Regions from separate parts of the Homo sapiens genome. Here regions 2, 3, 4, 5 and 6 are each linked to region 1. A link is a loop called in an ENCODE intact Hi-C map of the cell type or tissue named here. Cell type or tissue: CD4-positive, alpha-beta T cell. All regions are shown on one strand.

Evidence for each region. Hi-C counts contacts between places; a loop is a spot of excess contacts. Peaks named below come from ENCODE experiments on the same cell type or tissue, not always from the same donor. Only the 100,000 strongest peaks of a DNase experiment are listed, where the experiment ranks them.
Region 2: it touches region 1 in a loop (12-fold over the local background); 39 of 110 quality-filtered maps call a loop at or near these places.
Region 3: it touches region 1 in a loop (3-fold over the local background); 8 of 110 quality-filtered maps call a loop at or near these places.
Region 4: a loop joins it to region 1, with 3.0 times the contacts of the local background. A loop is called at or near these places in 58 of 110 quality-filtered maps.
Region 5: it touches region 1 in a loop (4-fold over the local background); 30 of 110 quality-filtered maps call a loop at or near these places.
Region 6: it touches region 1 in a loop (5-fold over the local background); 28 of 110 quality-filtered maps call a loop at or near these places.

The regions. Positions count from the first base shown.
Region 1 is chr3:66,969,845-66,974,844 of GRCh38, forward strand. LOC105377144 (a long non-coding RNA gene) reads right to left here and starts at 2,574. Exons shown (of 4, transcript XR_940939.2): 1 at 2,501-2,574. In CD4-positive, alpha-beta T cell, CTCF peaks have their summits at 2,180 (motif pointing right) and 2,398; DNase peaks (open chromatin) are centred at 2,187 and 2,587; H3K4me3 peaks cover 1,089 bases; H3K27ac peaks cover 709 bases.
Region 2 is chr3:68,873,643-68,878,642 of GRCh38, forward strand. The region is part of intron 3 of TAFA4 (TAFA chemokine like family member 4); the gene reads right to left. Among named protein-coding and RNA genes, the nearest start is that of TAFA4, 56 kb to the right of the region's middle. In CD4-positive, alpha-beta T cell, CTCF peaks have their summits at 2,666 (motif pointing left), 2,876 and 4,859 (motif pointing left); a DNase peak (open chromatin) is centred at 2,669.
Region 3 is chr3:67,787,539-67,792,538 of GRCh38, forward strand. All of the region lies in intron 3 of SUCLG2-DT (SUCLG2 divergent transcript), which reads left to right. Among named protein-coding and RNA genes, the nearest start is that of SUCLG2-DT, 140 kb to the left of the region's middle. In CD4-positive, alpha-beta T cell, a CTCF peak has its summit at 2,733; a DNase peak (open chromatin) is centred at 2,703.
Region 4 is chr3:67,034,620-67,039,619 of GRCh38, forward strand. No RefSeq gene overlaps it. Among named protein-coding and RNA genes, the nearest start is that of KBTBD8, 39 kb to the left of the region's middle. In CD4-positive, alpha-beta T cell, no CTCF peak of the experiment used is centred here; no DNase peak of the experiment used is centred here.
Region 5 is chr3:67,111,710-67,116,709 of GRCh38, forward strand. No RefSeq gene overlaps it. Among named protein-coding and RNA genes, the nearest start is that of MIR4272, 110 kb to the right of the region's middle. RefSeq lists a silencer at 2,353-2,402. In CD4-positive, alpha-beta T cell, CTCF peaks have their summits at 2,263 (motif pointing right) and 2,464; a DNase peak (open chromatin) is centred at 2,302.
Region 6 is chr3:68,891,397-68,896,396 of GRCh38, forward strand. The region is part of intron 1 of TAFA4 (TAFA chemokine like family member 4); the gene reads right to left. Among named protein-coding and RNA genes, the nearest start is that of TAFA4, 39 kb to the right of the region's middle. In CD4-positive, alpha-beta T cell, CTCF peaks have their summits at 2,451 (motif pointing left), 2,652 and 2,851; a DNase peak (open chromatin) is centred at 2,425.

The DNA of each region.
Region 1 (5,000 bases):
TCAGAAAGACTCAGTCTTCGTCTGTGAAATAGAGAACAACAGTACCACCTTATAGAATTGGGTGCAATTCAAATGAGATAATACATGTACACACTGTGGGATAGTGCCATGCATCTAAAAAACTTTTTATCATCATCATCATCATCATCATTTCTTCATTCATTTTGAAGTTGTTTCTTTATGGCTATACTACAAATAGAGTCAATGTACCATAATCCCATAGAGCAAACAGACAAACACATTTTATGTTCATAAACATTGTCTTTTAATACAAGCATATTGAATGATTTTTTTTTTTTTTTTGAGAAGGAGTCTTGCTCAGTTGCCCAGGCTGGAGTGCAGTGGCCCCATCTCAGCTCACTGCAAACTCCGCCTCCTGGGTTCAGGCCATTCTCCTGCCTCAGCCTCCAGAGTAGCTGGGACTACAGGTGCTCGCCACCACGCCCGGCTAATTTTTTTTGTATTTTTAGTAGAGACGGGGTTTCACCATGCCAGCCAGGATGGTCTGTATCTCCTGACCTCGTGATCCGCCCGCCTCGGCCTCCCAAAGTGCTGGGATTACAGGCGTGAGCCACCGCGCCTGGCCCATATTGAATGATTTTAAAAAACAATTTAATTCTTTAAATGTACATAGAAATTTAAAATTATTGTTTTCACAATTCCTATATGCACATAATATACAAAAACAATATAGCTATAGGAAAAGAAATAGAATGTGGTTTCCCCTGACATAGAAGATTGAATATCATTTCCAGTTTTAGCCATTTATGTAGTAGTTAGCATAACCTGCCTGAATTCTTCTTGAAACTGTGATTGTTGCCGGCCCTAGTAGAATCTGCAAAGGCTATCATTTTAAAATTAACCTTTCTGGACAGGCATCTGCATGTGATTTAAAATTTTTCTTCAACATCAAAATGTAATAATTTGAAAAGCTTTTCTTCTCCCCGATAAACAGCAGATAATCATCTATTTCAACAAAGTTGTTCAATAAAATTTTGTGAATATTAGAAGATCCATAGCCTATCATGGTTTTTTGTTTCAACCGTCATCCACATAGCTACGCCAAATCCACTGAGCTCTACGGGATAATAAGAAAAGGCCCCACCATATCTCACGGAGTTTAGTGTCAATACAAGAAAATGAGTTTAAAAGTTCCAAAGATAACTTCTTTTTAGCGCTTCTGTACATGTAGGTTTGTGCAGAAGACAGTTATAGTAGTTAGTGATTTAATTTTACCAATTTAAAATTACTATCTGAAAAATGGATTCAAAAGGTAGGGATTTACACAGGGTTTTTGCTGTTTTTATTTGGTTTCAACACATTTATAACATTTTTAGGTGAGCTAAAAACTTAGCGCACCTAAAATAAATAAAATTTATTTCCCAAATAAATTTCAGGTGTGCTAAAGATTTAGCACACCTAGGATAAATAAAATTTAGTTCCCAAATAAATATAAATATGTAACACGAATCATCATAATAATTACATAGACATAAACTCTTTCCTTTGCAAGGCTCGGAGGTCAAGGAAACAAGACTTTAGAGACTTAAGTGACACCCACAACATTCAGAAGCTCAAGGGCACTGCAGTAAGATGGAAAGGGCAAGTCAGGGGCTGTTCTGCATCTGTAAACAGGAAGAGCAATAGTCTCCTTATTTCCCCTAAGGAAGTTCTGAAGTACAGCATGTCATCTTTCCCCTAAAAAGGCTCACTAAACTTAGATTTCTAAACTAAACGTCACAGTTCAAAAATTGCTCTGGAGCTTTCAGACTTCATTTTTGTCCAACCTCATGCTTATTGTATAAAAGGACCAATTTCTGAAAAGCCAGACGATAGGGAGCACGGGTGAGAAGAAACCTGCATTATATTGTCAAAGGGCCGACTCTGAGATTGAAATTGATTCCATGAAGTGCACATTCACATAAATATACAAGATCCACCTCGGTTTAGTTTTATTTCCCCACACATCAAAATATCAAAACTCATTTTCCAAAAGATCAAGATGCTCCAAATTTCAAAAAAAGAGAAAAGCAGCCGAGGATGAATAACCTTTTCTATACCACAAAATTACCCCTTGCAAAGGACAACTAGATTCCTTGTCCACACAAGAGAAACGGTTGTTGAGAATGTCAGAAAGAGGAGACCTTTCTTTTCAGCGCTAGGTGGCAGAGGAGAGTCGCCTATGCGTCCAGGCTGTCCTGGACAGCTGTGGTTGACGCTAACGCCTGGCTGCTCTCACTTTCACCTTCTCTCTGGTGTCAAAGAGAAGCCTTGAGGCCGTCCCGACGGCCTCTTCCTTACAGGGGAAACTGCTGTGAGCTGAACACATACCGCTCTTTCAAACCTTTAAGTGCAGCTTAGTTAACTGGTGGAATTAAGCCCACATTGAAGGGGCCTAAATATACAACCCTGTTCTTCAGGTTAGGAGATCACATGTCAAAATATAACCCCAAATTAATATAAGAAACACGCTGGGGGTGCCAAGTGTTGAACTACTTACAGATGCTGAGTCCTGCAGGAAGCTCTGAGATGGCGCCTGTCTTTCTGGCGCGCCCGCAGGAAGAGGTTTCAGCTGAAACAGCCCGCGAGCTTCATTCGAGCTCCACGTGGGGGCGAGACTCCGAGGAGATGTCTGGTCGGATGCTATTGCCATGATCAACTCTCCTTAGTGTTTGCAAACCTCAAAGAAGAGGTTTTGAAGAAGTCTAGCTTCAGTATCCACCCATGCCCATTAAGCCTCATTTTCTGTTACAAAAATGAGGTTAATAACAGCATCTATTTAAAGGGTTGTGAGGAGTGAATGAGATTGCTGACCCATGAAAAGTGCTCTGTATGGTGCTTTCTCAAAAAAATACTCAAATGTTAGCTATCATTATTACCCCTGCCGAATGAGACAGGGAATGGGAAGGTTCTGTAAAATAAAGAGCAGCCTCATGCCCACTCTCCTCGCACCCTCTATGCTTCCTCTCAGCCGGTAGACTCGGTGTTTCTGCAAGCACATCCTGGAATTTCTCCCGTTTCTTCAGTATGTAAAGCATAGCGTCCACAGCTTTATGCTATGCAATCAGATAAAGGTGGGTCTGAAAACTGCCTCTTAGCCATTTACCAGCTATGCAATTTTAGGCAAATTGCCACCTTTCTGAGCCTCTGTTTCTCCATCTGAAAAACTAGGAAAGTAATAAGACTTTTCTCCACAGGTAATTTATGAAAATGAGATGGTGTACTGTCAGGTGCAGAGGAAGAATTCACCAAATGTTAGCTGCAATTAGTAGTATTCGTATCACTATTAACTTTGCCTGGCGTAACCTCCCCATCTAAAGCTGCTTTCTTTAAAGGCTCACTTTAAAAATGTCTATCTGTCTATATGTCCGTTCTCTCATGCAACACATATTCTTGTGTCTCCTTCATACTCTGGGGGATTAAGAAATGAATTTGACATAGTTCCTGAAATCAAGGAGCTGAGTGTCTGGCAGCAGAAATAAGTCAGTCAGGTGTATAAAGTTTTTAATGCAGTGTAGAGTGCTAAGTGGCCTAACAGGCATTTATTTTAAAGATGGTGTTAATTTGGCCAGGCGCGGTGGCTCACGCCTATAATCCCAGCACTTTGGGAGGCTGAGGTGGGCGGGTCACCTGAGGTCAGGAGTTTCAGAGACCAGCCTGGCCAACATGGTGAAACCCGTCTCTACTAAAAATACAAAAATTAGCTGGGTGTGGTGGTGCATGCCTGTAATCCCAGCTACTCAGGAAGCTGAGACGGGAGAATCGCTTGAACCCAGGTGGTGGAGGTTGCAGTGAGCCAAGATCACGCCACTACACTCTCGCCTGGGCGACAGAGCAAGACTCCATCTCTAAAAAAAAAAAAAAAAAAGGTGTTAATTTAACATGAGGAGAATCTAGGAAGGGAGACAATGTGTACCATATACTATTACAGTTAGCAGCATGAAGTTTTGGGTTACGGAGATCTGGGGTTAAATCTCAGCTTTACCTCTTGCTTTTTAAATATCTTTGGATAATTCATTTGTTTATTTTTTTGAGATGGAGTCTCGCTCTGTTGCCCAGGCTGGAGTGCAGTGGCGCAATCTCGGCTCACTGCAAGCTCCGCCTCCCGGGTTCACGCCATTCTCCTGCCTCAGCCTCCCGAGTAGCTGGGACTACAGGCGCCCACCAGCATGCCTGGCTAATTTTTTGTATTTTTAGTAGAGACGGGGTTTCACCGTGTTGGCCAGGCTGGTCTCTGAAACTCCTGACCTCAGGTGACCGGCCCACCTCAGCTTCCCAAAGTGCTGGGATTATAGGCTTGAGCCACCGTGCCTGGCGCGTTAGCCAGGATGGTCTTGATCTCTTGACCTCGTGATCTGTCCGCCTCGGCCTCCCAAAGTGCTGGGATTACAGGCTTGAGCCACCGCACCCGGCCTGGATAATTTATAATATTCTCTCTGAGCCTCAGTTTCTACATCTGTAAAACAGAGATAATTGTAGAGTGTACATGATGGAGGGTGAAGTGATCGTTACATACAGAAATCCACTTAAAATGTGACAGAAGTTTCAATAAAGGTTAGCTCTTATTCATAGTAATAATGTTAATATAGCTAATCTTGTCACCAAGTCTTGGTGCTGGTGGCATTGAATGGTTCTTGAGTTATGAGTAGGATTTCAATACAGGGCTGGGGGAAGGAGATGAGGCAGGAAGGACAGCTCAGAAGTGAGAAAGAAGGCAAAGTCAGAATGAACAGAGGGTGGCTTACTCTGGCTAGGCTCAGTCTGGCCTCATCACACACTAAAATGTGTAGTTAGAACAATCACTTGTCTTGCTTTACCTGGGACTGAAGGGTTTTCTGGGGAAGCAGAACTTCCGGTCAGCAAAAACTGGGGAAGTCTTGGGAAAAGGAGGATAAGATGATCACCCTACATGCATTAGGCCTTTCTTGTGTTGCTATAAAGAAATACCCGAGACTGGATAATTTATTTTAAAAAAAGAAGAAGTAGTTTAATTGGCCCAC
Region 2 (5,000 bases), 1.9 Mb after region 1:
GAAAACAGCAACATGTTCACATGTTCATTTCTCTAGCTCAAATCCAACCAGCCTTTGAAAGTGCCACTTGAAAGACAAGCCTCCCACTATTTCTTGCAAATGCTTTCTAAACAACAAATAAGACTTTCCAGAGCAAAGGAGACTTTTCCAAAATCTGTAACTGTTTGACTTTGGGGAAGAAGACACACCTCTTGACTCCTTTATGCACAACCAAGTTCGGATTGCTGAAATCTCCCACACCCTTGGATGGCTGGTATTTATTCCCAGCCCTTTCCCAGGTAGCTGTGCAATGTCAGTGATGAGCTACTGAAAAATTGCCTGCTGCTAACAACACTGTTGCTATTCACTTCTTTCATTTCATGCCTATATTATATTTTTCCTGAAACAAATTTCTCTATTGTTCCCTCTCTGCTTCTAGGATCCCATTACCCAATCCCCAACAGCTAAGAAAAAAACAGAGCCCAGTTGGAGACACCCAACAATCTCAGGCCCTTCTAACCCTGTCGGACTTAGTTATAGTTCTTATCTGATTTCAGACATACCCTAAAATATAAGCATTGATGGTACTTGGCCTTAGTAGTCAAATTGTTTTTAACTCTTGCAAACACAGTCTTCTCACAATCAATCCTTTGTAATGGGTTTTTAAATGTCCCTTCAAAAATATTATTTCCAGTGTTCTATTCTGAGACTACCATATGGACCAAAATATTTAAAGCATCCAAGCAACACCTAGGAAAATACAAAACGTCATTTTTCTTCCTGCCCCGTCTCTACCCCTGCTGTTTCTTTTTACCAATGATTTTATTTTCCTTATAGGGAACAAATGATTCCAATTTCCTCGTATAGCACTGGCATACAGATGAGGTATTGACCTGTAGCTTTTTAAACCCCAAATTGTAGGCTTTGTTTAGATGAGTCTAAGGCCGTGGCTTGAAAGAAGAAAAAGGGAAATTTCTTCTCAAGGGTAAGGAGAATCTTTTCCCAAACTACCCGAGGAACTCTTCAAAGACAGTTGCCTGTTCTGCCCTAAAGACTCAAAGAGGGAAGGGTGAAAAAGCCTACTCTGCCAAGTAGGATGGCTCACAAGCTCATTTGAGGAACTGAAATTCTTTACTCCCGTCAGTAATACAACCCTTTCTTTACACACACACACACACACACACACAAAGGATGTAAAGCATGCTCATTTGTCAGACATTTCACAAAGCTGAACTTGCCAGTGGCACTGGGACTTGAACTTGCAGCTGAGGAGGTGAGAAGAAGCCAAATATGAACACTGCATATAATGTGTTCCTTTCCCTTCTTATTAAAAGCTGAGCCCATCAAGATGGCACTGAAGAAATATAATATGGGGTACAACGGAGGCTAGTGGAATCCCTCACCATGGAAGCTTTTAGCATTCAAAAAGCTGAGCTGGTACAAAATGAGTAAGTATTTTCACAGTCCTTCCCAAGAGGTGGAAATGGAGGTCACCTTGACAGGGTGACAACTCTCCTCAGCCTAACTATGTCATAGCAAGACTGAAATGGAGACATCACCACCCACATCAAACTGTACCTTGATAGGAGCTAGAGTCAAACTTCCAGTTTTTTTTTTTTTTTAACTTCTGAATCATTTGTTCTCATCTTTGGCTGCAGGTCTGAGTAATCAATAGTACGGTTGTTAAATAATACAGGTGCCTGCACTCTACTTTGTAAGGTTCAGATGGAATCTCGCTGCAGTGGGCCCTCTGTGTTTTTCGTGCAAAAGCTCCCCAGGGAGAGAATAAAGTAACCACTATCTTATGGATGCCTTTTTCCATTGCTACCAAAACATAGGACCTTTAAACCATTCCACAGTCTTTTCTTTTTCTTGCTCATAAAATAGTGTATGCTATTGTGGAGTTGCCTGCATAGCAATACATCCATAGATTTACTGAAATAACCATTCACTGGAAGTGGGACAGGAAGAAGGAAGATAGAGAAAAGTACAGGAGAAACCATATTAAAATGGTATCATCAGGTTTCACTTACCCCAGTGGGTAAGTGCTCATTATTGATCAAAATAAGTTTGCTAGTGGGTAACTTTAAGACTTAATGGTTGATATCACATGCATAAACACACACACACTGTCAAATTACTTTTGCCACTTCCCTCTCCCTAAAAATATGCTCTTGCAGAGAATAACAGCATAAGCTATTCATCAGGAAACAGAACTCTTCCCCATTCTTTATTACTTGAGGTTACGAATCCCACTTACCTGGTACTTTTTCTAAATTTAGTAGTCATTTGTTTTAAAAAAAAAAAAGAGAGAGAGAACTAAATAACTAAATAAAACATAAAAGAAATTAAGTGAAATAAAGAGAGATAAAACAATGTGCTCTATGACTGACCCATGAAAATTAAAATAACCCATAATTCCAATCTTTAAAAAAGCAACATTAAGACCTAACTCATTATTAGTTCATGGGACTTATCATAGTAGGCTCTAACCACATGTGACTATTGAGCACTTGAAACGTGGCTAGGGTCACATGTTAAAATGATAATATTTTGAATATATTGGGTTAAATAAAATGTGTTAGTGAAATTAATTTCCTCTGTTGCCTTTTACTTTTTTCAGCGCAGCTTTATAACATGCAAAATTACATGTGGCTCTATTTAGCTATGATAAGCCTTGCCTACCCCCTAGTGTCAGAACTTAGGCAATGCAGGCAAATCATTTTTCAAACGCATCTGTGTTAAGTACAATTCATTTCTGCCGGCAAAGTACAAGTATAGCCGCCTGTACATACAATTTTATCATTTTCACAAATGTTATCTCAAATTTAAGCCTCAGAGAGACTCCTGTAGTAGATGTTATATTCCCCACTCAGTTAGTATTTTTGAAATTACCAGGTTTATTGTAGAAAATTAGAACTAAAACAGCGTATGCTATTTAGTCAAGAGTATTTGCAGGGTTCCTATAAATTTCAGCCATCATAGGGGACAGAAAACATGGGATCAAACTTGGATGCAACAACTGCTCTTCAAAAAATTTACCCTAAGTTAAAAATAACATAAACCACCAAAACACACAATCACAACATGCATATTTTGCATAATCATTTATAACAGAAAAAAAAACAGAAAACCTAAATTTCCATAAATTTGAACAGTACAGAACCTCTACAAAACAGATAACATTCAAAAGAAGAAGACAGCTCTAAATAAGGATAACTAGCATTTGAGCACTCACTAAGCAAACACAGTTCTCAGCATTTCCCAGGTATTAATTGATTCCTTATTATAACCGTGAGACTTATTTTTTATTATTTTTATTATTCTCATTTTACATAGAAAGAGGCTGAGTCCCGAAGAGGTTTCATAACTTGCCCAAGAATGAAAGAAGAACTGAAGCAAAACTGAAGCTCATGCTGCTTCCTCTGCCATGAGTAATAAAATCTTTTGTCTCGGGCCGGGCGCAGTGTCTCAGGCCTGTAATCCCAGCACTTTGGGAGGCCGAGGTGGGTGGATCACTTGAGGTCAGGAGTTCGAGACCAGCCTGGATAACATGGGGAAAGCCCACCTCTACTAAAAATACAAAAATTAGCTGGGCGCTGTGGTAGGCGCCTATAACCCCAGCTACTCAGGAGGCTGAGGCAGGAGAATCACTTGAACCTGGGAGGCAGAGGTTGCAGTGAGCCGAGACTGCGCCACTGCACTCCAGCATAAGTGACAGAGGGAGACTCCATCTCAAAAAATTAATTGATTAATTAAAATAAAGTAAAATCTTTTGTCTCTGACCCAAGCATCTCATGCCTTCTGCCCAGCATCCACGAAACTATGACCAGCTAACCTGTTAGCTTGCAAGGAGGGTAAAAGCTCAGACCCTTCACAATTCTTGACATCTAACTACTTCCCAATCAGTGATACATCCTCTCTACAGCAGATTTAGGTCAAGGCCAGCAAATAAAAGGGCTCTCAACACCCTTCTGGGTCACTCTGTTCCCCAGCTTGTTGAAGCCTTTCTCTCCTTAAGGTTGAGCTGAAACCTCAGTCTTCATAGAGCAACTTTCTTCGCCACAGTCAGCTTACTAGAACAATGAAAAAACAAGCCTTTTTCTCTTATGCATGAGAAATCTTCAAACCCTGAAGGCTCTGACCACATCTACCTACCCATGCTCACAGTCTTCAGCTGTTCCTGGAATGCGAACCTTTCCACACTCATTCTCGATGCCTCCAAATGTGAAAACAGCTGCCATTTATGGAATGTTTACTATGTGCTAATCCCTTCACCTATTTTTCCTTATTAGTTATCCCAATAACTCCAAATAAAATAGGCATGGATATCATTCCATTTTTACAGATGATAAAACAGGTTCAGAGAGGTTAAGTGGCCTGGATAAGGCCACACAGCCAGGATGTACCAGAACCAGAATTAGGTTTGACTTTAGACCCCCCAACATTTGATTTCCTTTCCTGCCTCATTTCCAGGTGTGCCCCAGTTTTTCCAGGGACTTTATGCCAACAGATTTTATTAAATAGTCACCAAGCACCACAGCATTTTGTGGAATTGAAATAGTGCAGTCCAGGTTATATTCAAAGTTCTCTAGGGAAATGGAACTATTAAAGTGAACGTATAAATCAATAGCACCCAAGTTCTCAACTTTCTCAGCTCCATCAGAAAACTAGCTATGACTCCATCTTTAAAGGATAAAAATCTGAATTTTTGAAGTCTCCTAGTATTCACAGGAATAAATCTTAAAGTTGTAAGATGCTTTGTGTCCCAACTACTCGTGTCTATACCAGATGAAATTTCTAGGAAGATCCCTAAATCTTTAATTCCACAGGAGTTGAGTTTCTGAAACTTCCTTCCAGAAGGCATCTTTCCACTGCACAAAACATATTTGCTACCCTCTTGTGGGGAAATAAGGCACTGCTTACAGCCAAAAAAAAAGGAACAAAAGGACAAATTGCTAGTTGAAGAAATAACAAGAGTTAGCCCTGGCCTCCTTTTAAAAGAAACGAACCTGCCAATT
Region 3 (5,000 bases), 820 kb after region 1:
AGTGTCCTTTTTTGTCATAGTATTAACATTCTCACAAGCACAACCATAAAATCAGTTGACATTTACTCTTAATTTACACAGAATAATGGTGTTGGTTAAAGAGTGATTACATATGAAGTTTAATACACAGTTATTTTTTACCTGGCTCTCTATTATCTATCTTTTATATCAGGAAAGCAATTTAATTTGGTGAGATATCCATGTAGATAACCACCATAGCTTGCACTTACAGCTTGATAATGCCCTATAGGGACTTCTATACAAAGGAGAAGGCACTCAATAAATACACATGAAATGAAAGAATAATTCCGAGTCATATGACAGGGGGAATGTGAAGGAGGCTAAAAATGGGAAAGAATTAAGATAAGATTCTTAAGTTGAATTTATGTGGCATAAATGAAATACAGGATGGCGAAGGGTACTCCACTGTTTTATTGCCACTTCTTGCAGAAGGCCTGTGTAATTCATTTAATGCTTCCCTTTTTGTGACTTATGCTGTCATCCCAGATTCACAATAATGTAAGTTTACAGCACTCCATATCGACATATATTCTCTCTCCACTGTGTTTGCAAACTTCTCTACTCCTGCTGCGTTCCTAGGGGAGAGGGTTAATTCCCAAAAGGCACCACATCAGGAGATGTTATAAGTGGAATTGTTCCAGATAAGCAATGTCAGTCATGCAGTCATCCTGATGTGCAAGTCGAACCTCTTCATGGACATGATACTGGTGGTGTCCAGGAAACTAGGGTGTGGCTAAGACTGGAACAGCATAGGTCAAACTTTGCAAAATTAACTGTGTTCATTTTCATTAAAGTGTCTTCCTTATATCCTATTCTAATCAGAAAAATAAACATTTTATTGATTATGGATAAAATTTAGTGAGTGCTGTAACTTGATCCTATTTAATCCTTCCTAAACCCTATCAGTTAGTGATATGGTTTGGCTTTTTGTTCCTGTCCAAATCTTATCTAAAATTGTAATCCCCAAGTGTTGAGGGAGGTGCTGGGTGGGAGGTGATTGGATTATAGGGGCGGTTTCCCCCATGCTGTTCTCATGATAGTGTGTGAGTTCTCTTGAGATCTGATGCTTTAGAAGTGTTTGGCAGTTACCCCTTTTTCTCGCTCGCTCTCTCTCTCCTGCCGCATTGTGAAGAAGGTACTTGCTCCTCCTTCACCTATCTGCCGTGATTGTAAGTTTCCTGAGGCCTCCCCAGCCATGCGGAACCATGAGTCAATTAAACCTCTTTTGTTTATATATTACCCAGTCTCAGGTACTATCTTTGTAGCAATGTGAAAACAGATGAATACAGTTGACTACCATTATTTTCTCCAGTTTGCATTTTGGAAAATTGAAACTTAAGGAGCATAAGTAGTTAGTCTAAGATTGCATAGCTGAGTGTCATGGTCTAGTTTAAATCAAAGGTTGCCTAATACCGATGTTTTTATCATGCTAATCACCATACAGCATAGCCTTCTGTACAGAAACTGTGGTTGACATCTTCCCATTTACCTGGCTGATTTAACAGTCCCTCCTAACAGCTGTCTGCCTGGGGAGCTGTGTCAACCCTATAGAGCAAACATTGGGAATTTAGTTTATAACTTGAACAAAATATCTACATGTCAGGGAGAGTCCCAGAGAAATAAGACACTGGTTTATTCCCCTTACCCTCCTTTTTCCAGTCTTTTATTCTGGTCTTAAAACTGCTTAGTTGTAACTAATAAATGTTACTGGGTGAATAAATGTTCACCCAAAATACTGTTTTTGACATAAATAATGTAATGTCCAAACAATGCAGAAGCTGCCTTAAATAAAACATGTGAATGCTGGGTCTTTCTTGTAATAATTTGAAAAATATCAATAATGTTGTCAGTTTAACAACAAAACATGCTATCTGCCCTTTTCGTCTTCCTGGCTATATTAGAAAAAGAAAAATGTGCCCCTTCATCACATAAAAAGTATACTTCTCATCACAATTGTCTTAAGAGTTGTTCTAGAAACCTACATTTAATTTTAAAATGAGCAAATGCAAATGAATGGATTAGTAAACAAGAATGTTTGCTGGCTTTAGAATTAAATAACATGAACTTGAATCTCAGCTGGGAGGCTTTGGGCAACACCCTTACCTTCTTTGAACCTCTGTTTTTTCATGTAAAGTGGAGATAATTATACCTACTACAGAATGTTGCTGTGAGGATTAAATGAGATAATGAATGGGTATCAATTTGTTAACCAATGTAAATTTCATAGTGGTGCAAGCAGGAAAGAGCTTTATTTTGTTTTTCCCCCCAACACGATCTTTAATTTCTTGCTCCTTAAAGCTATCTAATTGGAGCCCATGGCTGTTGGGAACCTTCAGTGATAACAATCATTTCATTTGGATAGTTGTCTTAATTTGGATTTCCCCTGAAATGATCTTGAGAGAAGAATATGGGTGCAGTTAGTCTATCTGGAAAGTGGGTGCAGGTAGTACAAGTGAAGAAAAGAGGAAAAGAGGAAAAAATAAAAACCAACAAAAGCTTTAGAGCAGGTCATTACTATGGGTAACTGGGGCTCCATCTCTCTGAAATACCACGTGGAAGATACCTTGGAACATTCTCTTTGGAAGAAGGGGATGTAGGAGTGCTGTTGGTTCCCCAAGTGGATCCTCTTGTCTGCTCTATTGCACACATCCCCCATTACCCTGAGCATTGAATGGCTCACTGCTGCCCCCTGCTCCTTCTCCTGAGAATTGTTTTTAGTTTAGCCCACTCTCACTCCAGTTGCCAAGAGCGGATGAATGACAGAGACACATAAGGCCAGCCCTTTGCCTCAATAGGAGATGATTCTGATGGGTAATTTAAGCTACAGAGCCCTTTTCTACCCATGAATCTGGCTAGATGGACCTGTGATCTCACACTAGCTTGGCTCTTTTTTCTTCCCTCTTCTGTTTTATTCCCTCCTTTTACTGGTTTCTCCTGAGGCATCTCTATCACTAAAACTCATGCATGTGAATTTCTGTCTCAATCTGTGCTTCTAGGGAACTTGACATAAGTCAGGGCAATTATTTAATTATGCTCATCTCCCACTGCTTGAGGATTTGGAGGCACTGACTAGCTGCTGCCTTTGTGGTTCACACCACAGCTTATTTCTGTTGCGGGCTCATTGCTCCCTTCATGGAGTGATATTGGGTGTGGCCCCATCAGGTTGGTCTGAGACAGGTGAAGATTCTTGGTATACAGGAGACTTGTCATGCTTGCTGTGTAGACAGTCTCCACTGTTGCCCTCTCCTCTCCCTGTTATTGGTGTTGTCTGCAGCCAGTTTACCATCTTCAGATGGTAAACTCAGAAAACCTCAGAAAGGAAGTAAATAGCAGCTTCTTGTTTTGCTTATGCTCCCATAGTTAAGGAATACATGTAAACCTCCTTCAAGAATTCTGCCACCGAGTTCTGTCTTGGGGAATGGGGATAGGTTGGGGAACACTAACATGTTTTTCTGTCCACCCGCAAGCAGGCTGCCAGGGAATGAAACCTTAATCTACCCATCTGATAATCAGCCTTCGTTCACTTCATGGAAATGCCCTAACTTGGTTTGTGCAATAGCCACTCAGCCAACAATTTCCTGATTCAACAATCTCTCTTAACTCTAGTCTTCTGCCTATATGAGCTGGATGAGATGATGGGGGTGTGGGTAAAATGACCAATTTGGCCACCTTCTTTTTTAAATATGAGGTTTTCTATAGTCTCTTGGGACTTTGGGACTTTAGTTGGTTTCCAGAAGGAACAGAAAGCATTTTAATATTATTTTATAGATGTAAATTAAAACTTAGATGCTCACCAAGTGGTAGCTCTTAGTTTAATTACAAAATTAGTCTCTGGAATGTTTGAAAAGTCATTGTTTCTTAGTGTTTTCTTTAATAAGGTGACTTAGCATATTTAATAAAAAAGACCACAGGCCTGAGAAGTAGGAGACCTGGGTCATCATGCTTTTAGCTCTGTGACATTTTTAAATAATTTCACCTTCCAACAGCCAATACGTAGGATAATAAAAGTTGTTTAACATATCCCACAGGTTGTTGTAAGTCTGAAATGAAGGAAAACACCCAAAACATATTTGAAAGCAAAAGATAATGAAATGTCAGTTAATAATTAATAAAGTAACTCAATGTTAAGGGAGCCTATCAAAAGGCAATTTCTCCTTTCCTTCAGAGACGCTCACACCGATCCAACAAGCCGCCGTGACTGAGACCTGACTCGTTTTTGGCAAACAGATGCCACTCTAAATGATGACAAAGTGATAAACCTATGTAAATATTTCATATGGAAGCAAAGTCAATATGGACAAATGTGAAAGACATGATTCCAAGACTGGAATGCCAGGCTATGCATAGACACAGCAAAAAACAATGTGGATATTGGAGTAGATCATAAGCTGAAAACAAACCCCATGCTGTTATTTAAAAGCTTACCAGAAACCCCTAAAAGGCATGGGCCAGGCATAATTTTGTCATTCTTCCCTAACCTCATCATGTCATATGCTGTCAATTGGGTGAGGCACAGTGTAGAAAAAAGTGTCCTGTGTTCTAATTCCTGCTCCTCCTGACCTTGGATTTGATGCTTCCTTCTCCTTGTTCTTTGATGGTCAAGGTGTCATGGTAATGTGTATCTCTGTTCAAAGAATAGTTATAGATGATATGAGATAGTGTATGTGAAAGTGTTTTGGAAAAGATAGTTATTCTGTAGAGGTATAAGGTAATATTAAACAAGTGATAAAAAAGATAGAATGTTCTAGAACAGAGTGAGAAAATAGCCTGGAGGAAAGGAAGCCAGAAGTTGTCCTATTTTATCACACTATCATAGACTGCCCAAAAGGAGCAAATGTCTCTGTCAGAGAGAGAGAGAGAGAGAGAGAGAGAGAGAGAGAGAGAGAGAGAGAGGAGAGACTGCTGTGCAAGCTAAAGCTTCGAAGATTTTTTTTTTTTTTTAAAGACAGGGTCCCACCCTGTTACCCAGTCTGGAGTGC
Region 4 (5,000 bases), 65 kb after region 1:
TCTGGTTACAATAACCTCTGTGAGAAACAATTCTGTAAACCATGTGCTTTCTGCTGATTCCTTTCCATCTAATCATTACTTTCTCTAAAAATAGTGATTGATTATAGGCTCCGTGTCTTGCAAATTGGAAGAAAGGGTGAACTGATACGTGCTTGAGTTCATCACAGTTTTTTTGTTCTACAATCAAGTACCAGACTTTGGATTCCCTTTACCTTCTTTGACTGCAGATGTCCCAATGGTCTTAGTCATGACGAAACTGCCCCCAAACACCCGCATCTTATACAGACACACATGCACACACACATACACACACATATGTGTGCACACACACACACACCCTCTTCAGTTCTTTGAAGGGCTTAATGCATGCTTATATAAAGGTTTCTATCTATTTTGATGCCATCACCATTAACTCAATTCTACTTCTTGATTTGCCAGTGTGCCCTATCATTTTTCTCACTTGCTAGTTCTGTTCAGAGAATCTGTGTCAGCTTTACCTCCAATTCTCACTGTGATTTCTAGTAATCTGAACCACTTGAACCTGATTCCATTATATTGGGATTTTGTGTACTATAAATATTAGTCATAGGCCAGGTGCAGTGGCTCATGCCTGTAATCCCAGCACTTTGGAAGGCCAAGGCAGGAGGATTGCTTGATCCCAGGAGTTCAAGACCAGCTGGGGCAACATAGGGAGACCATGTATCTACAAAAAAAAAAATGTTTAAAAGTTAGCTGGGTGCAGTGACACATGCCTGTAGTTGCAGCTACTGAGGGCTGAGAAGGAAGGATTGGTTGAGCCCAGGAAGTCATGGCTGCAGTGAGCTGTGATTGTGCCACTCTACTCCAACCTGGGCAACAGAGTAAGACCCTGCCTCAAAAAATAAAATAAAGTAAAATAAAATAAAATAAAATAAGTCAAAATCGAGGTATCAGTGGGGGCTGCAGTTCTCCCCTGGCACTCAGGGTCCTCTTAGGAGCTTCTTGCTTACTTGCAGAACTCATTTCCCTCTCATGCTTTTTATGTGACTGGCTCCACCTTCAGACCCGCAATGGCAGGGAGAGCTCTCATGCTTCCCGTCTCTCTGACTTCATGTTCTGCCACATATCCCTGACACCAGCTTGAGAAAGTTCTCTGCTTTTAAGGGCTTATATGATTAAATTCGGCCAACCTGCATAACCCAAGATATTCCTTCCATCTTAGGTCTGTAGCCATTTACCATGCAGCATAATATGCTCATAGGCCTCAAGGATTAAGATGTGGACATCTTTCAGGAGCATTCTTCCTACCAGAGAAACCTACAGGTAAAATGGCATGGACATTCAGAGAGAGAGAGAGAGAGAGAGAGAGAGAAAGAGAAGGGTCAGTTTTAATTAGGAATGTGAAAGAGCTAGTCAATTAGAACTATGAGAGGTAGAACAATTTTAGCTGGGCTTCGAGTTACAGATCAAATTTTGGTTGGTGGAGATGAAGTTGGGGGATGCATTTCAGATGAAGGTGTTTAGAGAAATGATGAGAAGTCAAACTTGGGGTAGGAAGGAGGACAAAGTAGGTTGGAGTCAAGGAGTAGAAGACCTTAAATTATGGGTCAATAGTTTACTCGTACTAAACATATAAACTATACCTTAAGTAAAAATAAGTCTTAAAATTAAATATTAAACAGAAACATCCTTAATTGCTACCAGTGAATTCTGAGAAAAGTCAGTTTGCAATAGTTGGATACATTTAGCAGCAGGAAGGATAATGTTACTGGTATGATGTGGGTTGTGGGAAAGGTCTGAGAATTGATGAATCCAACTACCGAAGTGGTTCCTTTTACCAACTCCTATGTAAGGACTTCTGATTAAGATTTGATATTTTCTATGAGGTGATGCCTCAGATTTTACACTATTGTAAAAGCCTGTTTCCACCATAAATGCGGAAATGTGTTGCAGGTTATCTATTTCTTCTTTCATTCCTGAAAACCTGAAAATAATCAATTGTATTATGACTTGAAAGTCTAGAGATGAAAAAAAAATACAAAAGATATAATAGAAGGAAAATTCCTGTTTACAGTAGCAGCCGAAAAGATAAAAGGAAATGAACTTATGAAACATGCAAGATTTAGATGAAGAACACTTCAAAATGCTGTCAACAGACTAAAAAAAGAATCAAATTAATGGAAATATGTACTATTATGTTCTTAGATCAAGAAGACTAAATAGAAAGACATCAATTTTCCTATGTTAATTCAAAATTTAATATGTTATTATGTCAATAAAATATTGTTTTCTTTCATTTTTACTGGAAAAACTACATAAAAATTTGTATGAAAAAATAAATGAGAATATTCAAAAATAAAAATTCTAAAAAAGGAAAGCTGATAGATGGGACTAGCCCCATCAGATAGCAAATTACACCTAAGTGTTTCAATAGCTTAAACACTATAGTAGCAGTTCAAGACTAGACAGGGAATCCAATGGAACAGGACAGTGCAGAAATAGACCAAAACACATGCCATATTATAAAGAAGCCATCTTAGGTCAATGGAAAAAAATATGAATTAGTCACTAAATGGTACTGGGACAACTGGCTAGCTATCTAGAAAAAAAACTGTATCTATAGAATACAGAATTCCAATCTACAGAATAAACTCCAAGTGGATCAAAAATATCAATGTAAAAAGTGAAATCATAAAAACATTAGAAGAATAAATAAGAATATTCCTTTATGATCTTAGAAGCTCAGAAGCCATAAAACCAAAGGTATATATAATGATTTTAACAATTTTTTCATGGCTAAAAGCAACATAAGCTAAGTCAAAATATGGAGTTGTTTAGAGGAAATGATGAGAAGTCAAACTTGGGGTAGGAAGGAGCACAAAATAGGTTGGAATCAAGGAGTAGAAGACCTTAAATTATGGGTCAACAGTTCACTCGTACTAAACATATAAACTATACCAAACTATAAACTACACCAAAGCAATATTTGAAATAGCAAAAAAAAAAAAAAAAAAAAAAAAAAAAAGAAACACTTTAAATGTCATTTGTAGGGACCAGTTAGTTGATAAACCATGTTTGATTCATATAATGGAATGCTATGCTGCTATCAAAAAAAAAATGAGAGTTTCGTATGTATTGACATAGGAAGAACTCCTAGATATGTTATGGAGTGAAAACAGCAAAGTGTAAAATATTGTCTTAGTATGCCACCTTGTGTATAAAAAGGAGGACATTAAGAATACATATTTATAGTTGCTTGTATATGTCACGTGCGTCTGTGTGAAGAGACCATCAAACAGGCTTTCTGTGAGCAATAAAGCTTTCTAATCACCTGGGTGCAGGCGGGCTGAGTCTGAAAAGAGAGTCAGCAAAGGGAGATAGGGTTGGGGCCATTTTATAGGATTTGGGTGGGTAATGGAAAATTACAGTCAAAGAAGGTTTTTCTCTTTCAGGCAGGGGCGAGGGTCACAAGGTGATCAGTGGGGGAGCTTCTGAGCCAGAAGAAGGAATTTCACAAGAATAATCGCTCAGTTAAGTTGGGGCAAAAATAAATCACAATGGTGGAATGTCATGAGATAAGGCAGGAACTGGCAATTTTCACTTCTTTTATGATTCTTCACTTGCTTCAGGCCATCTGGATGTATATGTGCAGGTCACAGGGGATACGATGGCTGAGCTTGGGCTCAGAGGCCTGACATTCCTGTCTTCTTATATTAATAAGAAAAATAACATAAAATAGTATTGAAGTGTTGGGGCAGTGAAAATTTTTGGGGGGTGGTATAGAGAGAGAAAGGGTGATGTTTCTCAGGGTTGCTTCAAGCGGGATTAGGGGCGACATGGGAACCTAGAGTGGGAGAGATTAAGCTGAAGGAAGATTTTGTGGTAAGGGGTGATATTGTGGGGTTATTAGAAGGAGCATTTGTCATTTAGAATGATTGGTGATGGCCTGGATACAGTTTTGGATGAATTGAGAGACTAAATGAAAGACACAAGGTCTGAATAAGAGAAGGAGAAAAACAGGTATTAAAGGACTAAGAATTGAGAGGACCCAGGACACCCAATTAGAGAGTGCCCAAGGGGGTTCAGTGTAATTACTTGCTTGGTTGGCAAGTTTTTGGGCTCTATCCTTGAGTTTTTTTTATGTTGTCATATACCAGGCCAGACTGATTTAGGTAAAACAACACTTTTCATTTAAAAATCTACAGAGTCCCCTTTTTTTAGCAGTGAGTAAGTTGAGGCTTTGGCGATTTTGGAGGAAAGAGAAATGCAAAGCCAGCAATTGTTTTTTAAAGAAGGATTAGAAACAGCTAGGAGACAGTGAGTGAGATTGATAGTGTGGTGGAGACAGCTGGGGAGAGGTAGAGGGTGGCATAAGAATGGGAATGAGAATAAGAGTGAGTATAAAAGTAAAGAATAGGACTTCATTGGATGAAAGTATTGGAGTGTACCCTGTCAGCAAAGATCATCTATCCACTTTAAGAGTGGCAGTTTAGGAATAGCACCAGGCGATATTAGCTGTGATGGCTTGGAGAAACAGTGTAAACAGGCAGTGTAAACAAGAGCAGGACATTTATGAGTAGTTGAGAACAGTGAATAGGAGTATGACTAGACAGAAGACAGTAGGGATGACAAGTTTTTGGGGTGCAGTCCAAGTTGGGCTGGTGTCTGGAATGAGACTGGGGCCTAAAAAAGAGGAGTGTCCATACAGGAGCTCAAATGCGCTGTACCCTCGTAGCATCCTGAGGGCAGACCCAAGTTCTGAGAAGGGCAAGTGGTAAAAGTATTGTCCAGTCCTTTCTAAGTTGGAAACTGAACTTGGTGAGGTGTGTTTTTAAAAGACCATTAGTCCATTTTACCTTTCCTGAAGACTGAGGACCGTAAGGGGTCTGAAGGTTCCACTGAATACCAAGAGCCTGAAAAACTGCTTGGGTGATTTGACTAGTAAAGGCCTGTCCGTTATTGGACTGTATAGAGGTGGGAAGGCCAAACTGAGGAATTATTTCTGACAGAAGGGAAGAAAT
Region 5 (5,000 bases), 140 kb after region 1:
ACAAATGAAAATCTCTGTCTACATTTTACATTCTGGTAGGGGAGATAGAAAATGAGCAAACGAATAAGTAAAATGTGTAGTATGTGTGATGGTGATAAATATTACATAGAGAAAAATAAAACTGGGAAGGGAGATAATAAATGCTGTTCGATTTTGTTTGCTTGTCTTGCAACTTGAAACAGGGTGGCCAGAGAAGGATAACAACAGTAATAATAATAACAGTAATAGTAGTTCTTCTTCTTTTTTTTGTGAGACAGGGTTTCAGTCTGTTGCCCAGGCTGGAGTGTAGTGACCCAATCTCTGCTCACTGCAACCTCTGCCTCTCAGGTTCAAGAGATTCTCCCACCTCAGCCTCCTGAGTAGCTGAGACTACAGGTGCACACCATCATGCCTGGATAATTTTTGCATTTTTTGGTAGAGACAGGGTTTCACCATGTTGGTCATGCTGGTCTTGAACTCGTAACCTCAAGTGATCTGCCCACCTCAGCATCCCAAAGTGATGGGATTACAGGCGTGAGCCACTGCACCCAGCCTAATAGTAGCTCTTGTTTTTGGTCATTCTAGGCAAAGTAGCAGCTAACATTAATTGAGTACTTACTATGTAGCAGGCCTCTTTAATTTATATCTCATTTAATTTTCATAACCACTCTGTTTCACAGATAAGGGGAAACAAACACAAAAATCATGTAACTTGTCCAAATCACACAGCTAACAAAAGAAAACTGTGGACATTTTGAGTCAGAGCCCAGGTTCTTAACCCTACCAGCATGCTTTTCTTTTGGTATTTGCTGCTGTATACTTTAATTGCCTATGTAAGAAACAACACCGAGTGAACCATGCTGACCTAATTTTCTAGTTCTAGTTTGTTTCATTCATAGTAATATAAAAATTAGCTGCTTATTTTCCATAATAACTCCTTAAATACACTTGTTATGTGGAATATATTAAGTTAGTTAAGAATATGGTTTATTTATATATCTAGAATATGTACTCCCTTTATATTAAAATATTTATAGCAGCTGACAAAATTTAGTGCAAAATAGACTGATTATCCATAAGAATTATAAATGATAAATAAATGAACCTTGGTAGGTTGTGCATGCAAAGACAAATCAGTTAATGATAAAAACAGAATAAGGATTATCTGCAGGAGCATGGGGTGCAGGTAATATCAGGCATCTGAGATGAACTCACTACTACTATCAGAAACTGAGTTTGGCTATACGTTTCCTAGCTGCTAAGACAGAGCAACATCCACACTAGGTTACATAATATTCATTTTTTTGAACAAAAGAAGATAGAAAATTGTCCTTGAGAAAAACTTTCTTACAACTGATCCTTGTAAAAGGTTCATGGGCTAACAGTGAAGAATATTTTCAACTTTGCAGGAAGCAAGGACTCCTGAAAGAATTTTTTTTTACAATCTTCTATAATAAATGGGAGTGAAAATGAAATTGGCATTTTTGGAAGGGGGGGGGAGAAACAGTTGAGATAATATGACCTAGGTATTCTCTGTTCTGCATACCTTATTTAACAGTGGGTTACAGAATGGGGAAATGGATAGTTAACAATTTCCACGGATTCTTCCTCAAAATATTAATTACAGTAAGCAGACCTTTGACAGGTGTCATATCACAATTAATTTCATGACTAGTAAAAATATAATTAGACTAGTAAAAACAACAACTGCTACAAAATAACAGTGGCAGCTAATAACTACTGCATACTTATCAGGAGGCAAGATCTGGGTCGAACATTTTACAAACATTATTTCATTTAAGGTTTCCCATAAGTTTCTGAGTTAGGCACAGTCATGTTCCCATTTTAAAGATGAGAAAGCTGAGACTTAGAGAAGTTAGGAAAGTTTCCCAAAGTTGCCCAGCTAGTAAGGATCCGAGAGCTCAGATTCAACTATGGTCGGACTGGTTCCAAAGCTTGTGTTTTTATCTACTACTTTGTGGTTACTCTACCACCTTTATTATATCTATTCCATGTTTTTACTGAGACAATTGCACAAGACCTGAGGAGACATAAACATTTAAGATGAGAATACACAGAGGAAAAAAAGAAGTGTTCTCCACTTCCTAGACAAAATTAGTAAGTTTAAGAAGACACAGAACCATACAGCTTACATGAAATCAGTTCTACTATTTATCACGATGGACAAAAGAAATGATGAGCCACTCTGCGCACTGTCATAGGTCAGACTAGGATCTCGCCTGGAACCCGAGGATGTGAGAAACCGCTGTGACTCATGGCTAACTGCTGTTTCAGAACCTAGGACAGCGGCACACATCCCTTCCACTAGGGGGCAGGGTGGTCATTACATTGTGATTGTTTATAAGCTGAGCCTGATTCTGACAGGCAGAAAGCCAGCTCAACTTCTGTAGCTTCAGAATAGGCAGCCAGTGGGGCCAAGTGTCCATGTTTGCCCCAGATAAGAATCTTGGACCTTTTCAAGTATTTGTAAAAGCATCCAGTGGACACCTTAGCTTTTTGCATTTGGTAACCACAGTGTCAAGAGCTAGAAAAAGTGTAAAATACCAAATATTAGAAGAGCTTTGGACAGTGCCAGCTTGAAAATGCCTCTCTTGGCCACTGTACTTATGTTGATTGATTTCATATTTACCTGTGGACTGACTGCAATAAATGGGCTTGCTAGCACATTTTTGGAACTATCCTTACCTAGGCTATGAAAAGTTCAGAAAGGGAAGTTAAGGGAGAACAGTATAACAGAAGTGGCTAGTAACAGGGGCTTTGGAGCCAGATAGACATGAATTTAGACTTGATTTCACCACTTTTTCACAATAGGACTTTGAGTAAATGATAACCTCTCTTTCTGTACTTCGATTTTCTCAACTATAAAATAGAAATGGTATAACAGATATCTTACAGGATTGTTATGATGACTAAATGAATCTCTAAAGCACTTGGCTGGATGTCTGGCACACAAGGCTCAATGATCACCAGGATGATGATGAATCTGCTATTGAAGGAAAAAAATAATAACCTTAGCATATGTCAATTTACGTTACCCAATATAGTTTATACATCTCAAACAAATATAAGAAATGTATATAAATATTCACTGGTTCATTTACTCATTTATTTATTCATCAAGCATTTATTAAACATCTGTAGTTTGCCAGGTAAGGGGAATACAAAGACAATCATTAAGAAAGCTCACAAATATTCTAGCATATAGTAAGAATTGCTTTACCCAATGAAACAGAGCAATGACATACATTGTTGCCACGTAGGAGGATCAAAAGCCACTCTATACTTTGCCATTTGATATGGTTTGGGTGGGCTGTGTCCCCAAATCTCCTCTCAAACTGTAATCCCCACTTGTTGATGGAGGGACCTGCTGGGAAGTGACTGGACCATGGGAGTGGTTCCCCCATACTGTTCTTGTGATGGTGAGTTATCATGAAATCTGATTGTTTAAAAATGGCACTTTCCCCTTTGTTCTTTCTGACTCCTGCTGCCTTGTGAAGAAGGTACTTGCTTCTCTTTCACCTTCTGCCATAATTATAAGTTTCCTAAGGCCTCCTAAGCCATGTGGAATTGTGAGTCAATTAAACCTCTTCACTTTATAAATTACCCAGTCTCAGGTATTTCTTATAGCAGTGTGAAAATGGGCTAATACACTATACTTTCCTTCTCCCCCCTAAAACAATGCACGATGTTACAGATAGCAACTTCTCGGCCAGTCTGGGTCTCTGAATGAGAATGATGGCAATGTGCAGGAGAGACCCCAGCTGACTTTTGATGGCAATAAAATGTGCACAAGAAATCAACTGTTTATTATAAGTCATTTAGATTTGGGGTCATTTACTACCTCAGCACAACCTGGGATATCCTAAATGATGTTAGGCTGCTGCTCTCAAAACAATCTACAATGGTGGAATCGATGCATGGATGCAAACAGGTAAACAATCATGCAAACTGCAGCATAAATGCTATAAGAGATGTGGGAGTGAAGTGCTTTTTGGCAGGAATCAAAGTAATAAATTTGTGATGAACTTGAAAAGGTCAATATGCACCTATCTGCTAACAAAATATCTGGTGAGGCTACAATGTGGAACTCCATTTCAAGCAGAGGAAGACACCATCTGAGGGAGACACAGCAATGCCACAGAACGTGGAAAATGTAAGACTTGGGGAAGGGGGATGGTTTATAATCCCACTGTAACTTGGAAGGAACATTGAGAAATAGAAAATAGAGTGACATTATATTCTAATGACCCAGTGACAATAACAGTCTTACTAGTGTGCCAGCTCAGGTCATATATTGTGTAATATATGGCTTCATTTCCACTTTTGACCAATAGCTACACACAAGAGGTGGTAAAACCCCGTATAATTTGGTCAAAACAATATTGGGCTGGAAATCAGAACCTCTGGCTGCTAATATGGGGTATATCAATCATGAGAGGAAATCTGAACATATTTTTTTCTCTAGACCTCCATTACCTTATTGATAAAATGAATGGAAAAAACCTAGATTATTTCTGATCCATTCTATCTCTAAGATTGTGTTTCCTACACTTGAAATGTAACATTTGAAATCTTCATTGTTTGCGTGAAAAGATTCCACCTGGGAAATAAAACCAGGCTATTGACTTGTTATAAATGGAGAGCTATTTGATTGCATCATAAACTGTAATAGATCCTGTGGAAGTGGGGAAGCTACTCCTGTCTCCTTGGAATTAGTGCACCCTCAAATTCCAATGGCCTGAGGGCTTTCTCTGGTGGCCAGAGGCTCCTTGGCCCCATTGAATAGGTTGGAAATCCAGAGAATAATTCCTCTTGGAAGCAGCCATGAACAATGACTATTGTAAGTTGGTAGACAAATGTCCAAGTTCTCTACTCTACAGGTAGGATAATTCTGAAGTTGGACATCCTCAGGATTCCCCAGCAGGACTGAGTTTCCATTACTCACATGACAACTGGTTTGACAATGTACATTTTACTGGCTACCTCCCCTTTCCTGTGTC
Region 6 (5,000 bases), 1.9 Mb after region 1:
GCCCATCTTGCATCACCTCCAGAGTGAGGAGGTTTGGATAATTAGCTATTTCCAGACTCACCATCAGTTCATCTCTGACCTCCCGGGCTGGGATCTACCGGGATAGCCTGGTGCCTTCTGTACTCAGCCCCTTGAGTACTAGGGCACAAGTAGGAATAATTTTTTCAGCTAATGATGTAAGAGGTGACACCCTAAAGCGTTTAGATATTGTGGTAAATCATTTTTCCACACTAATTTCCACCCAGACAGAAGATGATGGAAGTGAAAAATGTTTCAGAAAGCAGCAATCTGGGTTTGGGGAGTAACTAGAGGGTTTTATGAGTGGAAGGGTAGGGATGGGGGGAGACTATCCCACTAAGTGATGTCTTTCCATTCTGGGATAATCAATAGAAATCTCGAAGCAGAACTTGCCTACATAAAACCATTCATCATTTCTCTAGACAGAAATGAGGTAATATGTTTCCATTTCCAGTTGCTTAAATAACACAATCACATTGAATTGTCTTTAGAAATCTGCAAACAGCTTTTCCACCAAAGCATGCACAATGAAATGTAACTTCTCTCTTGACAAATATATCCTGAAATAAGGCAGGTATTAATGATCTTCTTATATTAAAGAGTGTGCTGATGAAAGTAAATGTGCTTAACAGGTTACCAACGTTTATGTGAATATATTTCAAGCACCTGATACACGGCAGAACCTCCACTGAGCCATCATTTATAATGATCACATATGTGGAATTACTTTTGTAATTTAGAGAGTATTCATTGTTACATGTTAAAGCAGACATGTTTTCCCACCAATATGTGGTATATACCTGTCATAAATTGCTTTTTATTGCTTCCTTAAAAACATCAGTGAAGAATTTACTACTGAACCATTTTACAACATGCTAAAGTATGTTGTAAATGAGCCATTAAAGACAATAACTGTCTATTAAATATTAAAGAATTTTATAAATGGCATTTTAATTTCAAGTGTTACCAATACCATCTCATCTAAATTAGGTGGTAGAGAGTTGTTTTAGCAGAGTGAGAAGGTTTGAGGGGGGTGGATGATGACAAATCAGTTAATGGGTATGACGTACATTAATCAGGTGATGGATACACTAAAAGCCCTGCCTTGACCACTACACAAGCTATACATGTAACAAAACTGTACATATGCCCATAAATATGTACAAAGAAAGAAATAAGATTCTTCTCCCATTTTTAAAAAACGCTCTTCTAGTCAGAGATGATTTAAATAAATAGACATGCTATGTTTATATATGGTTTACACTCTGTCACTTTAAGAACTGAGAAATTCCTTAAAACCACACAGCATCTTCATTTAAGTGCACTGATAAATTCCTTCCTAATGGATATATGGTCAAACCACGCATTTCGTTAATGAAGAAAAACTCTAGCCTTCAAGTGACCGTGAAGTAAAAAGTACAAAAGCAATCATTGCTAAGTAATAATGAATAACTGAGATCCAGTATACATAAAACTGAAAACTTAGCTGGCAAGTTACATAAAATAAAATGCGCTCACCAAAATCAGCAGCACCCAGCATGGCTCCACAACTTGTTGTCCAAGTGAAATTGCCCAGGTCTGGGGCTGAACAAATGTTAACGGTAATGACAATTTAGCCATAAATCTCTCAAGGCCCAATTATCCTTACTGCAGAGGGTTTATTTCTTTTAATTGGACCAGTTTTTAATTGGAAATTTTCCTCTCATTTCTCATTTTTCAAATATTCAAAACAGAATGTCTAAGGATTTTATTTAACATAATCAATAGCCAACATAAATTTTGGAGATTATCTACAAGTTGCCAAGTACTTGAATTTTATCTGAAAAGTTTTTACATGATAGGATCTAACTTCTACATAAAAAATATTTGTAAACATTAAATAATAGGTCTTCTAATACTATCATCATTACTATGGGCAAGTGGGAGTCTATTTACTTATAACCAGAATGTAAAGTTCTTGAGGGGAGAATAATGTCTTATTTCTCTTCTACCCCAGCTGCTAGTATAATATCTTGCATACCGTGGAAGTTAAATATGTTTTGTTAATAAATGAATAAATGTAAGCCCCCAGTTTCACTCCCAAATGAATGGTCATTTAATCTCTATGCTTCCCAAATTCCTCATCTGTAAACAAATACAGTTTAACCGGATGACCTCCGAGGTGCCTTCCAGCTGTAACAATAACTCACAGAGCATTTTAGGAAAAGTACAGTGTGATTTAGCTACTGTTAACAAACAGCTCATGGACATATATACACAGTAAATGCAGCCATGAGTGGATTACATGGCAAGACAAAGCCCGTCGCAGACAATATTGGCCTTTCTAATCTATTAGTGGGATAAAGGCTTCTTAAAAGCTTAATCTAAACCTGTATTACATTTCAACCTTAAAATCATCTTTTGTTTGACAATGGTGCCCTCCTGTGGACAAAACAAGGAAATATTTTGACTATGCTAACATTTTTAACTGGTTTATAATATGTATGTTTTTATTATAATAATTACACCTTTAAATTTTTAATAAAGCCATATTTATAAATAGAATGCAAACTATCCTTAAATAAACAAAAGATATAATTTAAATAACACTATCACACTAAATAGTATTACCAAAAGAAAAAGTTAAATCAAAATATACTAACAGCTTCTAAATAAAATGGTAATTATTTCTATGGAATACTACACATAATAAATGCAGGCTTAATGGGATTCAGTATTTGTTGGTTCTTCCTGTTACTTGTTACTTTTTTTTTTTTTTTTTGGAGACAGAGTCTCACTCTGTCACCCAGGTTGGAGTGCAGTGGCACAATCAGGGGTCACTGCGTCCTTCATCTCTGGGACTCATGTGATCCTCCCACCTCAGCTTCCCAGGTAGCTGGGATGATAGGCACGCATCCCCATGCCTGGCTCATTTTTTGTATTTTTAGTAGAGACAGGGTTTTGCCATGTTGCCCAGGCTGGTCTCGAACTCCTGGGCTCAAGCGATCCTCCTGCCTTGGGCTCCCAAAGTACTGGCGTGAGCCACCACGCCTGGCCATGTTACTTCTATAACACAAGTCTATGCTACAAACTATCAAAGGTCCTCAGCTATTTAAAGATGTTCAAACATCCAGCCTGTGTGTACTGAAAGCAGACTCAGCGCTGGCATTATACTGGGACATGCTGGGGGAAATTAACAAGACTGATTCTTGTCAATTCAAGACAAATCTAACTGGAAAGACAAAAACACACAAGGAGCAGCCAACAGAGTAGGCCATTCAATATTTGGCAGTGTGTTTTAGCATAATGAAAAAGAATACTTTAACCATGTGAAAAAGGGTAAGATCACTGGGGACTGCTGTAATCCAGGAAAACTTCCTGGAAGAGGCAACAGCACAGAACAGTAAAAGTAAAGATGGAAAGGAGTAAAAGAAGTTTGAGGGTGTTTTTGGTTTTGTTTTGTTTTGTTTTGTTTTTTGTAACAGAGTTTCACTCTTGTTGCCCAGCCTGGAGTGCAATGGCGTGGTCTCCGCTCACTGCAACATCCACCTCCCAGGTTCAAGCAATTCTCCTGCCTCTTCTCCCAAGTAGCTGGGATTACGGGTGCATACCACCATGCTGGGCTAATTTTTTTTTTTCTTTTAGATGGAGTCTCACTCTATCGCCCAGGCTCGGCTTACTGCAACCTCTGCCTCCTGGGTTCAAGCAATTCTCCTGCCTCAGCCTCCTGAGTAGCTGGGATTACAGGCGCCCGCCACCATGCCCAGCTAATTTTTGTATTTTTAGCAGAGATGGCGTTTCACCATGTTGGCCAAGCTGGTCTCAAACTTCTGACCTCAGGTGATCCGCCTGCCTCAGCCTCCAAAAGTGCTGGGATTACAGGCGTCAGCCACCGCGCCCAGCCTTAATTTTTGTATTTTCAGTAGAGATGAGGTTTCACCGTGTTGGCCAGGCTGGTCGTGAACTCCTGACCTCAGGTGATCCACCCACCTTGGCCTCCCAAAGTGCTGGGATTACAAGTGTGAGCCACCGTGCCCAGCTGTTTTTGGTTTTGTTTGTTGTTCTTTAGGACAGAAAAGGTCTGTATATGTGCATGGGTTTGTTTTGTTTTGATTTGATTAGGTGGGGGAAGTGGAAGAGCCACTAAAGGAAACCACAGAACTCATGTAGAGAAAAGAGAAGGGGAGATACAGTGGGTAGGGGGAATTAGCTATGCACAGGGAACTTAGACAGAAGAGCTAGCACAGCATCCATGCTCTATTTCTGTGTTCAATGGGTCACCTCTGCATGATTAATTCAACAAGGATTTTTTTTTTAATCAACTCTCTGTGCCAGAGCCTGTGCTGAGTACTGGACACAGAGGGTAGACAAGATCCCCAGTGTCCTGGAGCTTGCATTATAGCATGTGGAGACAAACAGGTAAACAAGCATAAATAAGGTTAACTGTGGACTGAGAGAAGCATTACAGAGAAAACAAAAGTGAACAATGTGATGGAGACTAGCTGAGCTTGGAGGAAAAGAGGTTAGCTACTTGGAGTGGGTGTTCAGGGATGGCCTGGCCTCACTGAGAAGGTGACTGTGACATCATGGTGAATTACATAATGTGACTTTCCAAGGGAAGCATATTCCAGGTAAATAGACAGCACAAAGAGCCTGAAGCTAAAATAAGCTTGGTGTGTTCAGGAGCGGAGAGGTAGCTAGGGAGGCCAGAGGGGAGTAAGCAAGGCAAAGAGAGGTAGGAGGTAATGTTAGGTAGCAGGTGATGGCAGAGAGGTATCCAGGGACAGACCAGGCAGAAGCTTGTAGGCCATAGTGTGCTGTTAGAATTTTATTCCAAATGTGGTATAAGAGTTTTAAGCAGGAGAGAAACAGGAGATGGTTTAGGTTTTCACAAGAGCCCTCCAGCTGCTGGGTAGAGAATGTCCTGATGTGGGGGCAGGATCGGAAACAGGGAGTCTACTGCAGCCATCCAAGCAAGAGATGGTGATGGCTTGGAGCAGGAT